2 separate regions of the Homo sapiens genome follow, and region 2 is linked to region 1. A link is a contact called in ENCODE Hi-C data. All regions are on one chromosome and are shown on one strand. The core of a region is the stretch at or near the end of the contact, and the rest is flanking DNA. Distances in the headings are between cores, read along the strand shown. Region 1 holds the start of LAMA2 (laminin subunit alpha 2). Region 2 overlaps LAMA2 (laminin subunit alpha 2).

Evidence for each region. A loop is a pair of places that touch in the nucleus more often than their neighbours do.
Region 2: a map of Right ventricle myocardium inferior shows a loop between it and region 1 (2.3-fold over the local background). The contact joins the enhancer-like site here to the promoter of LAMA2 in region 1. A Hi-C loop is called at or near these places in 1 of 168 maps with a recorded cell type or tissue (Right ventricle myocardium inferior).

Annotation. Positions count from the first base shown.
Region 1 is chr6:128,880,110-128,886,549 of GRCh38, forward strand. It overlaps LAMA2 (laminin subunit alpha 2), which reads left to right and starts at 3,029. Exons shown (of 65, transcript NM_000426.4): 1 at 3,029-3,248. The coding sequence starts at 3,137.
Region 2 is chr6:129,336,092-129,342,531 of GRCh38, forward strand. LAMA2 (laminin subunit alpha 2) reads left to right here. Exons shown (of 65, transcript NM_000426.4): 30 at 6,252-6,376. Among named protein-coding and RNA genes, the nearest start is that of ARHGAP18, 370 kb to the right of the region's middle. Within about 2 kb of position 5,191, at least 2 of the 41 ENCODE cell types and tissues checked have a DNase peak (open chromatin) inside an H3K27ac peak, as active enhancers do.

The DNA of each region.
Region 1 (6,440 bases), core at 1,779-4,278:
TCACAAAATAAGATATACAAATGACGATTAAGCACATGAAAATATGTTCAGCATCATCAAAGAAGTGCAAATGACACCACCAATGAGGTATCACCACACAAGCACTAGAATGGCTAAAATGTAACAATATTAGATGTTAATAAAGCCATAGAGCATCTGGAACTCCTATATATTGCTGTGGGAGGAATGTAAAATTATAAAACAACATTGGAAAAGAGGTTCACAGTTTTGTATAGCGCTAATTACATACCTGATAATATAACTCCTAAGACTTGATAGGAATAGAGAAATATAAACATGTCCATGCGAACACTGTGTTTAAATAATCATAGCAATTTTATTCTTCATAGCCCCAAACTGGAACAACCCAAATGTACTTTAATAGTTGAATGTATTAAAAAATTGTGATATATCCATACGATATAGAATGATAGATACTATTAGAATGATAGAATATTATTCAGAGATGAAAAGGAATGTATTACTGATATAAGCAACATGACTATACCTCCAAAACATGTTGCAAAGTGAAAGAAGCCAGACACAAAAGATTACTATTTTATTATTGTATTTACATGAAATATGAGAATAGTTATAATCTATAGTGACAAAATTAGATCAGCAGTTGCCTTTTTCTGGGAATGGAGGTTGGGGGATTTATTGCAAAAGGTCAGAAAGAAAACTTTTTGAGATTATAGAAATAGACTATGTATTGGGTACTTTGTCAGATGAGTATTTACATCTAAAAAATGTTTCAAATGAGCATATTTATTGTGTGTAAATTGTACCTTATTTAGGTTTATTTGGAAAAAATATAGCTCTAAATATACTGGTTCATTTTAATTTGGGTTAAATATTTAAGAATTTTTTCCATGTGCTGAATCAAACAAGTAGAGTTGACAGTGGAGATCATAGTCTTATTCTCAAGGCATTTTCATGTAAAATAGGAACTCAGGTAACTGCAGTAACTGCAGAAAAGCAGGTACAAATATTGATTATAAAATCCTGGGAAAATGTAAAGAGGAAGGGGATAGAGGGAACATGGTATATTTTCATTCCACAATTAGAGTTAGCAGCTGCATCATTCTGATTTTCCTTTTTATAAATATTTTTTATTATTTATTAGATTAACTAATTTGAGTTGAGGCCACAACATGGTTGAGTAAAAATAATCATTTTCCTTTTTATAAATATTCAATAAAACTTTTCCTTTTTATAAATATTTTTTATTATTTATTAGATTAACTAATTTGAGTTGAGGCCACAACGTGGTTGAGTAAAAATAATCATTCTGAGAATAGCAATAGGTTTAGAAGGTTAATTTAGGGTGCCTCTCTGCTATTAGATGTACCTGAAAAACACTTCTAGGCAAAATTAGACCAAATTAAAAACACTGGGGCTTCAATTATAATAAACTCTCAAATATAAGTTTTATTATTGTTTATTATAATAATAAATAATGTATAAGTGTGCAGACATGGGCAGACTACATTTTGCAAATTTCCACAGTAAGGTAAAAGGATTACAAAGCTTTCTGGTATAATATTAACAGAACTAAAAGACATGAATAATATTAAAGAATGGGCTTTGGCTAGTGATTTTCAATCAATTCTCTTCAAAGCAATACTCTCTTAATTTTACTGAAAGAAAATTCAACTTTAATATAATATTTAGATAAATCAATACATCTTAACTATAAAAAAGAAAACTATCTATATAAGACAATATGTATTTCAACATATAAATGCTTGGGTAAAACTTCCTTAGGAGGCAAAATAAAATAAAAGTTTGCACCTATTCTTAGATGACCCCAGTGTAATCGATGGGATGTTGATATTGTGCTGGTGACTCAAGTACCATGGGCAAGGTTGTTATCAGTGATGTGCTTCTCTGAAAGTACATCTTTACACCCATTGACAAATGGGTGTAAAATCCAAAAACACAAAGTAAATTATCTTCTCAATGTATATAGTAGATGCATCCTAGAAAAAAACAAACAAACAAACAAAAAACACACACAAAAATTTGATGTGGAAACAAACTTAAATTAGGTTTCAAATATAAGGCAAGGTTTTGTTGTTTTGTTTGTTTGTTTACTCACTACATAAATGACCAGTGGCCCATTCAGAAGTCTAAGGACAAAATATGTTGTAGGACTGTCCTGACCACTGAGGGACAGCTCACACCCTGACCCAACAGTACACTAATGCCTGCAGTACCCACCGTTCCCGGAGTAAACCAAAAGACATCCTGCGACTCACAAAATCCATTATGGAGTTGTTTTAAACCTTATGAGAACCACTGACCTAGGCCATAAAAAACAAATGAAAAAACAACAAAAACTAGGAATGGCAGTAGTTCTGTTGAGTTAAAGAGGAGAAAGAGGAGAAACCAGGACTGGAAGAGATGAAATTGTGAGTCTGGAAGGAAACTATTGCAAAGGCCTTTATTACCTTTAAGTAAATGTCTCCTAACTGAACTGAAAGCCTTCATTCTAACCATTAGTTTGGTCAGGAACATTTCAGGGACGCCAGGGTGGCTGTTTTATTTTGCACTTCCTTTACTGCCCTCCCAGCAGCCTACCTAGCAGTAAGTTCCCCAGCCTGCAGTGTCCCCAGAGGGCACCTTCCCTCGGCTAGTAACTTCTCAGACACTCTGGCCTTGGGGATGTCTTGGATCTTCTAGGTACACAGTGGCTGCACACAGTTTTGCCAGGCCTTTCTCAAGAGGTAAAAGTTCCTAGCTGTTTGCATTTCCCAGAAATAATGTTTTCCATGTGTAGGGATTTTACAGATTTCAAAGTGCTTTCATGTCAATTACTTTCTTTAATTTAAAAGAAGTTCAGATACCAGGTCAAGCTAGGAATGATCCGGTCTCAGAGGGAAGGAGCGCTCTAGGAAAGGAGGATCCTTTAATAGAGGGCCGTCCTGGGGCCGCGTGCCCATGGAAGGCGAGAGTGGAGGAGTGTCCTCTTTCTCCCCCACCCTCAGGCGGCGGCCCGGCCAAAGCCAGAGGGGGCTGTCTCCTCCTCTTCCCCAGCAGCTGCTGCTCGCTCAGCTCACAAGCCAAGGCCAGGGGACAGGGCGGCAGCGACTCCTCTGGCTCCCGAGAAGTGGATCCGGTCGCGGCCACTACGATGCCGGGAGCCGCCGGGGTCCTCCTCCTTCTGCTGCTCTCCGGAGGCCTCGGGGGCGTACAGGCGCAGCGGCCGCAGCAGCAGCGGCAGTCACAGGCACATCAGCAAAGAGGTACAGTCGAGGCATGGGCTTGGGTTGCATCCTTTGCCGGGACCGAGATTCCTCACTTCTTCCACTCTTCCGAGAGTTGCTGTCTGTGGACTGCCGTCTTGCTTCGCCTTCAGAGAGTGCGCTCTGGGGCAAGAGGAACTTGAAGCAAGTTCAAGTTCAATGCCATGAGAGCGTAGTGTAGGGGGAATTACCTAAGTCCTGCAAAAGGAACGGGGAGTGCTTTTCATTGTTCTTTAGTTTCGAAGAGGTCTTGCTATCACGATACATCCCGTAAATTGATTTCTGAAATCTTTCCAAGAGGAAAACTTTTTCCAATTGGAAAAAAAAGAATTTCTTCAAATCAGAGCCCATCCTGCAGAGAAAGGCTTCCCAAGCTGTGTGGTTCATCCTGGGACTTTATGGAGGGTAGCTGATGCATCAAAAAAAAATTATATATATATATATACACACACACACACACACACACACACACACACACATATATATATATATAAAGTTTTACAGAACTTTGTTTTCAACTTTTAAAACAGGATTTCTAAAGAAGTTATGTGGTTTTTTTTCTTTCATGGCAATGGCGCCTCCAGCCTCACCTTTTTCAAACCCACATCTTATCTTCATATCCTATTTTATTGTAGTGAAATCGTGAAATTTCTCCTTTTGCTTAAATACAGAGGAGACTTCTATGTCATGTGTACTTTAAGGCCACAGTGACTAGATATACACTTTGGAGGACTTTGGAAGATGGCTGTATTTAATGTAACTTAAATAACTTATTCTCCTCAGAGCCTCTTAGTGTTTATGTATATATAGCTCTCATTTCTGAAACTTTGGGGAGTCTTTGAAGAGTTATTTTATTATCATGAATTTTACAGGAAGCACATGTGCAGCATTGTAAGACATACTTTGTAACACATTATTTCAGCAAACAATTCTTTAAGTTGGAAAACCTGTATCAAAGTAAAAAAAAAAGAAATATTTATTATTCGGTTTTAAATATGAAAATGTTTAACCTAAGAGTACAAAATCTGTAGGTTAGAAGCTTTTAAAAGTTTTAATGAGGCTGAATCTGCTTAAGTTTTGAAGTATACTTATCCTTCTTCCAGTTAACTTCTAGCCAAGTCAATAGTTCTGATATTTGTTCTTATAATCTAGCATTTTTAGCAGTACTATTTTTTAAGGAGTAAAGAGATATCCCAAGCTCTTTCTATAATAATAACTCCCTGATTAAAATTCTTGGAATAAAAATGACCTTGCATTCACTATATAACTTTTTTCCTTCTATTTTTGCTTTTGCTTCTCTGAGAGGTAAAATGGGGCCAATATGACTTAATTAATATAATTTACGAGAGTGATTTTAAGAGTATCTCTGGCCACTTATTTTTAAAAATTCTACTTTTAACTATTAAACTTTGCTCAATTACAAGGTGTGTTTAAACAAGACATAATACTTTAATAATGTTAGGCAGCTGGGAGAAATGAGGGGCCAGGGGCACCAATCCTTATGTCCACTTGGAATGGGGCAGAAACTCAAAGCATGCAGAGTAAGGATCAAGTAAATTGTTGCTAAGAATTATCCTGAACACACACAGGATTTCTCTTTTTTCCTCTCCCTTCTTATTTACTCTCTTTTCAAATAAGGTAATATTAACTCTGATTTCTATGACCCAGGCACAAGATGAAGTGAATTCAGGAGGAAGGGTTTATACTACCATTCTGTCAAGATACCACTTAAATGCTACATACAATAAGGAATTTTATTCAAAATAGCTACAACATACAATCTACTATAGGCTGCTATAATCTGCATTCTAGTATATATTATTGTCTTTGTCATAGACCATTTACAATATATCTGGAGGTTGGCTCAAGGATAAATGACTTAAACCTGTTAATGTTGAAAGTATGTAAAATTCATGAAACTTTAAAATTGGATAGTGATTTATGATTTAAAAATGCCTTATGTACACGATCTTTATTCACCTTCAGATATTATTATTCTCAAAGGACAAATTTAGAACTTAGGCTTCCAGTAGTTGTAATTTAAGTTTACATAATAATAACTTTATTTCAACAACTAAAACACTTCCGGTATTGTTTGTGCTGAATTCCCTTTTTTATGGTTCCAAGGTTTCTTTCCATTAATTGTTTAGGCCATGTTTTCTTTTTAGTGTTGTTCCATTGAAGCAAGCCCTCTGTGAAAATCACGGGATATGAGTTTGACTGGAGAAGGGTTTTCCTGGCTATGATCAACTTTTCTGTTTTCGATTATACTAGCACTGACCTTTCTAGGCAAGCGCTAATTGTGTAGAAGTTCTATTTCCCCTTATAATTCGATACCACTTTATTAAGAATTTTTGACATGAATCAACCATTTTTAGATGTTGCAGTTGAGTTAGAAACATAACCAGACTTTTTGTTTTTTACTTTTTCTTTGAAATCTTATGTGGTTTCTATAGCATACTCGATTGTAGTATGAATAGCATTGATTCAGCAAGAATGATATTCCAAGGAAATTCTTTAGCTATATTTAAAATTGACGAAATAGAATGATGCAATCAAAATGATTCTGCATTTCAGCAAGGCAGTGTCTAAAATGTTTTCTGATATTCTTGTGAATAATATGTGGAAACTGAAGCATAATGGCAGGTAAATTGCAACTGATTGAAAAATAGTTCACAAAGAATATTGCATAGTGGATTAAGGTCAATCCGGAAAGAAGTCTCTAGCAGTGCAACAGAGGTTTTCTTATACTCAACTATCTTGGTAATGGCTTGATGGAAAATGTAAAATCCAAGCTTATCAGAACTGCATGTGGTCCAAAATTGATAGAGGTGGCTAAGCTGGTTACTAACAAGTTCAGAAATTTTAAAGGTCTCTATAGCCTTGACCATGAATGGCACCTACATGAAGTTGCTTTTATTATTCATATCCACATGTTAAAAAAAAAAAGTCCATTTGTGCTCTTCTGGAAATTAGTTACATTGTTTATATGTTTAGGAATGAATATGAAGACAGGAAGAGAAAGGCCACTCTGAATTGCAGCAAGTTCGATATGAACATATAGTGTAATATGGTGACAAAAAAGGTTGGCTCACTTTTACACAAAACTCATAGAAGCACATAGGTCTGTTGCTTAACACACATTTGGGTATTTCATTGACAAATGGGTGTAGATGCAGAGAAGGGAGAGCA
Region 2 (6,440 bases), core at 3,941-6,440, 460 kb after region 1:
AACTTAAGTATTGCTTACTTAACAAATATCTGTCAACTGTGGAAAAAATAAACAGTGCTCATTAGGAATCAGAATAGGTTCACTTTGTCAGAGGCAATGGCTCATGCCTGTAATCCTAGCACTTTTGGAGGCCAAGAGCGGAGGATCCAGGAGTTCGAGACCAGCATGGTCAACAAAGGCCCTGTGTCTACAAAAAATTAAAAATTAAAAAAAAGAATAGGTTCATTCAAAATAACACATATCAAACTAAGTGCTAGGTTTACTGTATATATAATATCTGAAAACCTAGTTTTCTAAATCCCAGTAAAATATCAAGTTTATCAGACAATGTGATACATCATATCTCAAATTCAGCAAAAAATAATAACTGCTATTATGTGTCCAAAACTGTGTATGTACCAGGACCAAAACAGGTCACTGTACAGAGATTTTCTCATTTATTGTTACAATAAACTTATGAGATAGACAAGATTATTTCTTCTTTTATTGTTGATGAACTGATGCTAGAGAAATTAAATAACTTGCTTAAGTCATAAAACAGCAGAGGCCATATCCATGTTTCAAATGCTGGTTTGTTTAAATAGATGTTTGATGAGCTATTTCATAGTATCCTTGTGCACAAGATTGAAAATATGAGCCAGATGTTAGCCAGCTGATAGGTTGATGGGCATATACGTTGCTAAAAAAATGTGACCCAGAGTACACTCTAGTGATATCTCCAATGATGAGGCGTAAGCTTTGTATTTGACCTTGTTGTGTTCAAAATATCTGTAAATGCTTTGGATGATATCTATCAAATATTCAGATAATATAAAGCTGAAAGTATTATCTAATGTGTTGGATGGTGGGAAAATATCCTGACAGATGATACTATGAATTACAGTTAACAAGATGAGATTAATAGAAAAGATTTGAACTCAGGTAAGCTCACTTGTTTGTTCATTCCTGTGGCATCTGTTAATTATGTTTCCAACATGCAGGTCTATGGCCTATGGTAGATAGTAAGAATATGAAGACTGCATGGGTCTTGCCCTCTAGGAGCTTATTCTCTAGTTTAGGGGAAAGAACAGAGGAAATGACACATATTAGCAATTCATGTGAAGTAAGAGTCCTTACTTGATTGCAGATTCACTAGGTGCCAACACAGGGCATTGCTATTTGTATAAGATCCAAATCAAGGGAGGAAGTACATTTAATATATTTGCAAGTCACAGCTAGAGACTTATAATCTACTATATTTTGAAAGAAACCCTGAGTAAGATTGCTAAATGTTTAGCTTGAAACAAAGATTTAGGAAGTAATAGTATTCTTAGATATTTGAGGACCTTCCCTAGGAAAAGGGAATTAGACTTAATTTTCATAGCTTCAGAAGGCAGAACTTGGATCACTCACTGAAAATTAGAATGCATCAAATTTTTATTCACCGTAAGGAAAAACTTCACAGCTTATGCAAGACGAAAAAAGCTGTCTTATAAGAATTCATGCATTTAATGATATCTCAAGGAAAGTATAGAAGGCATTCCTGTATGGCAAGAAGGTTAGATTAAGTAATTTCTCACCTTAGGCCTGAGATACTATAATATTAATGTTATAGTCATTTGATTTTGTAGAAGGAATATATACCAACAGTTTTCCAGTGTGCAAAAAAAAACTTAACAAATCTAATATATTCTGATGTATTATTGAAGAGATACTAGCACATACCACTCTTGAGAATATAATTAAACTTCTCATTAGGCATCCAAAATATAGGAATTTCCCCTAATGGCTAATTTTTATATAAGAAAAAATACTATGTACACTATTTCAAAGCAGACAGAAAAGTCATATGAAAAGGGTATGTCAAAAAAGTTTCAAAAAGAGGCTCCTGATTTATGTGTTGTGTGTTTGTGGACCTAACCAGGACATTTGATTCAATTAACCAAGTTTAGTATGTCAGCAACCCTCTGAAAGATTGAGAAGATTGACTGTCCAGAGAATATTACAATATTTGCTTTCTCTGTTGAAGAAATTATGTAGACTTACAGGTATAAGAGAAACAAAATCATATTTTTGAATCTCTTATTTTTAGTAATGATTATTGGCTTTAAGGATTTTAATTCAGTTACTAATGTTATATTTAGGTTACATAAAATAATTCATTATGCAATTATTTTACTGCAAAAGCAAAAGGCTGAAAATTATTGTTGAAGATCCCATGTATTTTTGGCACATTCATCTCTATAAAATAAGTTCTTAAAACACTCCCCAGTTAACACTTATTCATCAGCATGACACCTTGCTGAATGACTTGAAATTATAATTCATAGATAATTATTTTATCTTGGAGCCATTATCTCTCATAATGCTACTGTTAAATATGGAATGGCTCTTTTATTGCTTAAAAATGGTGGTTCCTTTGGATGGTTGAATAAAAGAGGATTATGGCACTTAAATCAATGGCAAAATATGACAAATCATTTTGCCCTGCTAACCACTTTTCTGCAATGACACTTGAAATTTGGGCTTTTTCATCTGAAAAAGCCTGACCAGTTTCATCTATACTTCCTGGAACATGCATTCATTCATTCAGTCATTCAAAATAGTCATCGAATGCCTCCCATGTTTGATGAACTAAAAGGAGCATTTAAGCCAGTTTTAGGTCATCGGGGAATGTTTCTCAGAGAAAGTGACATTTAAAATGAGAGCTGAAATGAATAAGTGCTAGCCTGATATACACTGTAGAGCTAAGGATTTGCAAATGAAAAGTCCCAGCAGTGATAAAGAGTATCCGCATAATTTGAGAATTTCAGATGGCCCCATGTGGCTACGGCATTATATGCAAAGAAAGCAGTGGCTACAGCTACATATGGAGGGGTAAGCACAGTGGTGGTGAAGGCGGGGGTGGGGGTGGCAGGTAATGAAGCTCTTCCTTGCCATGCTAATGATTTGTTATTCATCCTGACTGCATTTGGGAGCTAGTGTAGGCTTTCAAGCAAGAGAAGGTCATGGTTTGATATGTTCATAGGATGATCACTCTGCAGTGTGGAGAAATCACCAGATAAGAAAATATGGAGACAGGATCTTTAGCTAAAAGGCTATTCTAATAATCCAAATAAAATATGACAGTGGCCAGATGAAAATAGTAGCAACAAGAAAGTCAAGAAACAGAGAGTAATAGACTCATGGAACTGATGATCTAATGGATACCTCGGATAAGAGAGGCCTCTAGGTTGCTGACCTTGGCAATTGAGTGAATGACAGTGACCTCAGATGAAACGAGAAATACAGGAGTATTACAAGGTTTAGCAAGAGATGAACTTCATTGTTGTCATTTCAAATTTAAGACGCTTCTGTGTTATACAATATTTATTCAAGAAGCAATTAGAAGCAGAAGTCTGGAACCCATTAGAGATATCCAGGCTGAATACATAAAATACAGAGTTTTGGGCACACCATTAACTGAAGTCATAGTAATGGATGAAATCACCAAGGTAAATGTGGAGGAGAAAAAAGAGATGAGGACCAAAGTTAGAATTAAGGGCGTCAATTATATTGAACAGAAAGGGAAGGAAGAGTCGATAAAGGAGAATTCGAGTAGCCGCAGAAGTAGGAGAAACATCAACTGGCTTACTCTTAAAGAAGCCATGGGGGCTGGGCACGGCAGCTCCCGCCTGTAATCCCAACACTTTGGGAGGCCAGGGCAGGCAGATCACGGGGTCAAGAGATGGAGACGATCCTGGCCAGCATGGTGAAACCCCGTCTTTACTGAAAATACGAAAATTAACTGGGCATGGTTACGCATGCCTGTAATCTCAGCTACTCAGGAGGCTGAGGCAGGAGAATCGCTTGAACCTGGGAGGCAGAGGTTGCAGTGAGCTGAGATGGTGCCACTGCACTCCAGCCTGACTACAGAGCGAGACTGTCTCAAAAAAAAAAAAAAGAAAGAAAGAAAAAGAAAGAAAGAAACCATGGGAAGAGAGTATCCAGAAATATCTATCAATGGCTACAGAAAACCTACATATGAGGCCTGATGATTGTAAGTTTTGCTTTAGCAACAAAGATCTTATGGGTCATCCTGGTATTATGTTTAATGGTGAAACCAGAAGCCTGTTTAAAGGGAGAATGGGAGATGAAGAAGTAGAGACCAGGAATGTAAACAATGTCTTTTTAAAAGCTTATCGAAAATAGGATAGAAATTGTCAAGCAATTTGAGACCTCACAGATTTTTTTTTTAAGACAGGAAAGGCTTGACCAATTTCAAATATTAATGAGAATGAGCCTGCAAAGGAGGGAATAAAGATGGTGGAGAAAATGGGGAGGCAGGAGGAAAGGAAACCAATTTAGGAGTGGAGTAGCTTCAGACAAAGGACGGAAACAAATGTCAAAGGGATGGAAAATAATGTGGCAATATACTGAATTGTTTGCCAGGAAACCAAGGGAGCATCCAAATTAGAGCTTTCTTATCTCTTAAAGTAGGGTAAGGTGTAGAAGTAGAAGATTTGAGATTGGCTGGGCACGTTGGGAGGCTGAGGTGGGTGGATCACCTGAGGTCAGGAGTTCAAGACCAGCCTGGCCAACATGGTGAAACCCCATCTCTACTAAAAATACAAAAAATTAGCCTGGCGTGGTGGTATGTGCCTGTAGTACCAGCTACTCGGGAAGGTGAGGCAGGAGAATCCCTTTATTCAGGAGGCAGAGGTTGCAGTGAGCCAAGATGGTGCCACTGCACTCCAGCCTGGGCGACAGAGCTCTGTCTCAAAAAAAAAAAAAAAAAAAAAAGAGAAAAAGAAAAGAAAAGAAAAGAAAAGACTTGTACCTTGTCATATTGGAAAACCAGATTCATTTCACATTGTTATAAAATCTGTAAATGTCACAATATAATTTCAAATATAACACCAAAAATGTAAAAAATAAATGATCTAAAATTCACTGTGGCAATGTCATAGTTTCACTGCAAGAAATAGCATAAACTCTCAAAAAGAGTTAATAGAAGTTTTAAACAAACATTAATTCCATGGCAATATCTGTGGTGGAAATGACGTCAGCTATTGTTTGTTGTGAATTGCCACACATTCCCTACCAACAATTGTCTGGCCATTAGAAGACACATGAAACATAAATACATTCTTCTTGATTGACTAAATGAAGCAGAGCCCAGTCTATGGGATATCATCCAAGTTCAAGCTGGCGGCTTCGTGGCTCCAGCTGAGATTATCAGGAAGTCAATTCACTAACATGTCCATCTAGTTTGTAACTGACTTTTTTGTTTCTCAACTTTTCTTTCGATATTGTTTATAAGATGTAAGTCACTATTTTGACCACTCCAAATCCTGTCTTATAAAATCCAGCTAAAATTCAATTCCAAATTCCCTTCTTCCTTTTTCTCAACTCTCAAATGCAAGGATCGCATTCCCACAAGATAACATTCAATGTTGCATTCTTGCTGCCATGTTTATTTTTTGTCAGGTGGTTTTTTTAAATTATTATTTTCCCAAAGTCTAAGTAAATTTCTAGAAGGTAGGATGTTCTTTCATTGCCTGTTTCAGTGCATTCCATGTAGCTCTTCCTAACTCCTTATTGCATAATTGATTATTGTGTTAAATATAATTCTGCTTCATGAAAATTTTAATTTGAAGCTATTTGCACACTATTCTGAAGCTATTCTCATTTCTTTGTGGAAAGGTGTTAAAGGGTATCACCCCAATGTCTCTTATTATGCAAGCATAAGAAAGAAGATATCGATCTGAGATTGCTAGTTTTAGATTGACTCCTCTGTATTTATGAAGAACCACCTACATCTATGCTTTCCACCTTGAGGTGGTTTCAGAAAGCCCACTAGTGGGCATGTGCCAAGGCCACAGTATTTGTAGCACCTTTTTCTAACATCTCATAGAGCTAAAACCTGGGATATGAAGAAACATAAATGCCTAGAAGAAATAATAAATTTTAGAGACTCGAAGTCTATTCCCCAATTTAGAGTAGGAGAAAAATTTACATAGAGATTGATTCAGGGAAAAGAGAATAGCAACTCTTATTGTCAGTGTAGCTACGATAGCACAGTATTAGTTTCTCAAATCAAAGAGTTCCTTTAAAAATATTTATATCAAAGACTGAGTTCTCTGTCAGTGATAAAGTGTGTGTGTGAGTGTGTGTGTGTAAGAAAGTATATGTGTTCATAGACACACATTCATAGCTAGGGACTGTATGATAAATTACATTCTAACTATCACTAAATTAAAAACAAACTTCTTCTCCCTTTTCCTTTACAGAATTGTCAACATCACACTGCTGGTGACTTCTGTGAACGATGTGCTCTTGGATACTATGGAATTGTCAAGGGATTGCCAAATGACTGTCAGCAATGTGCCTGCCCTCTGATTTCTTCCAGTAACAAGTAAGATTGAGAAATATAACCATATTTCCCAATCAGAAACGCCATCTGTCTAGCACATGGGCTG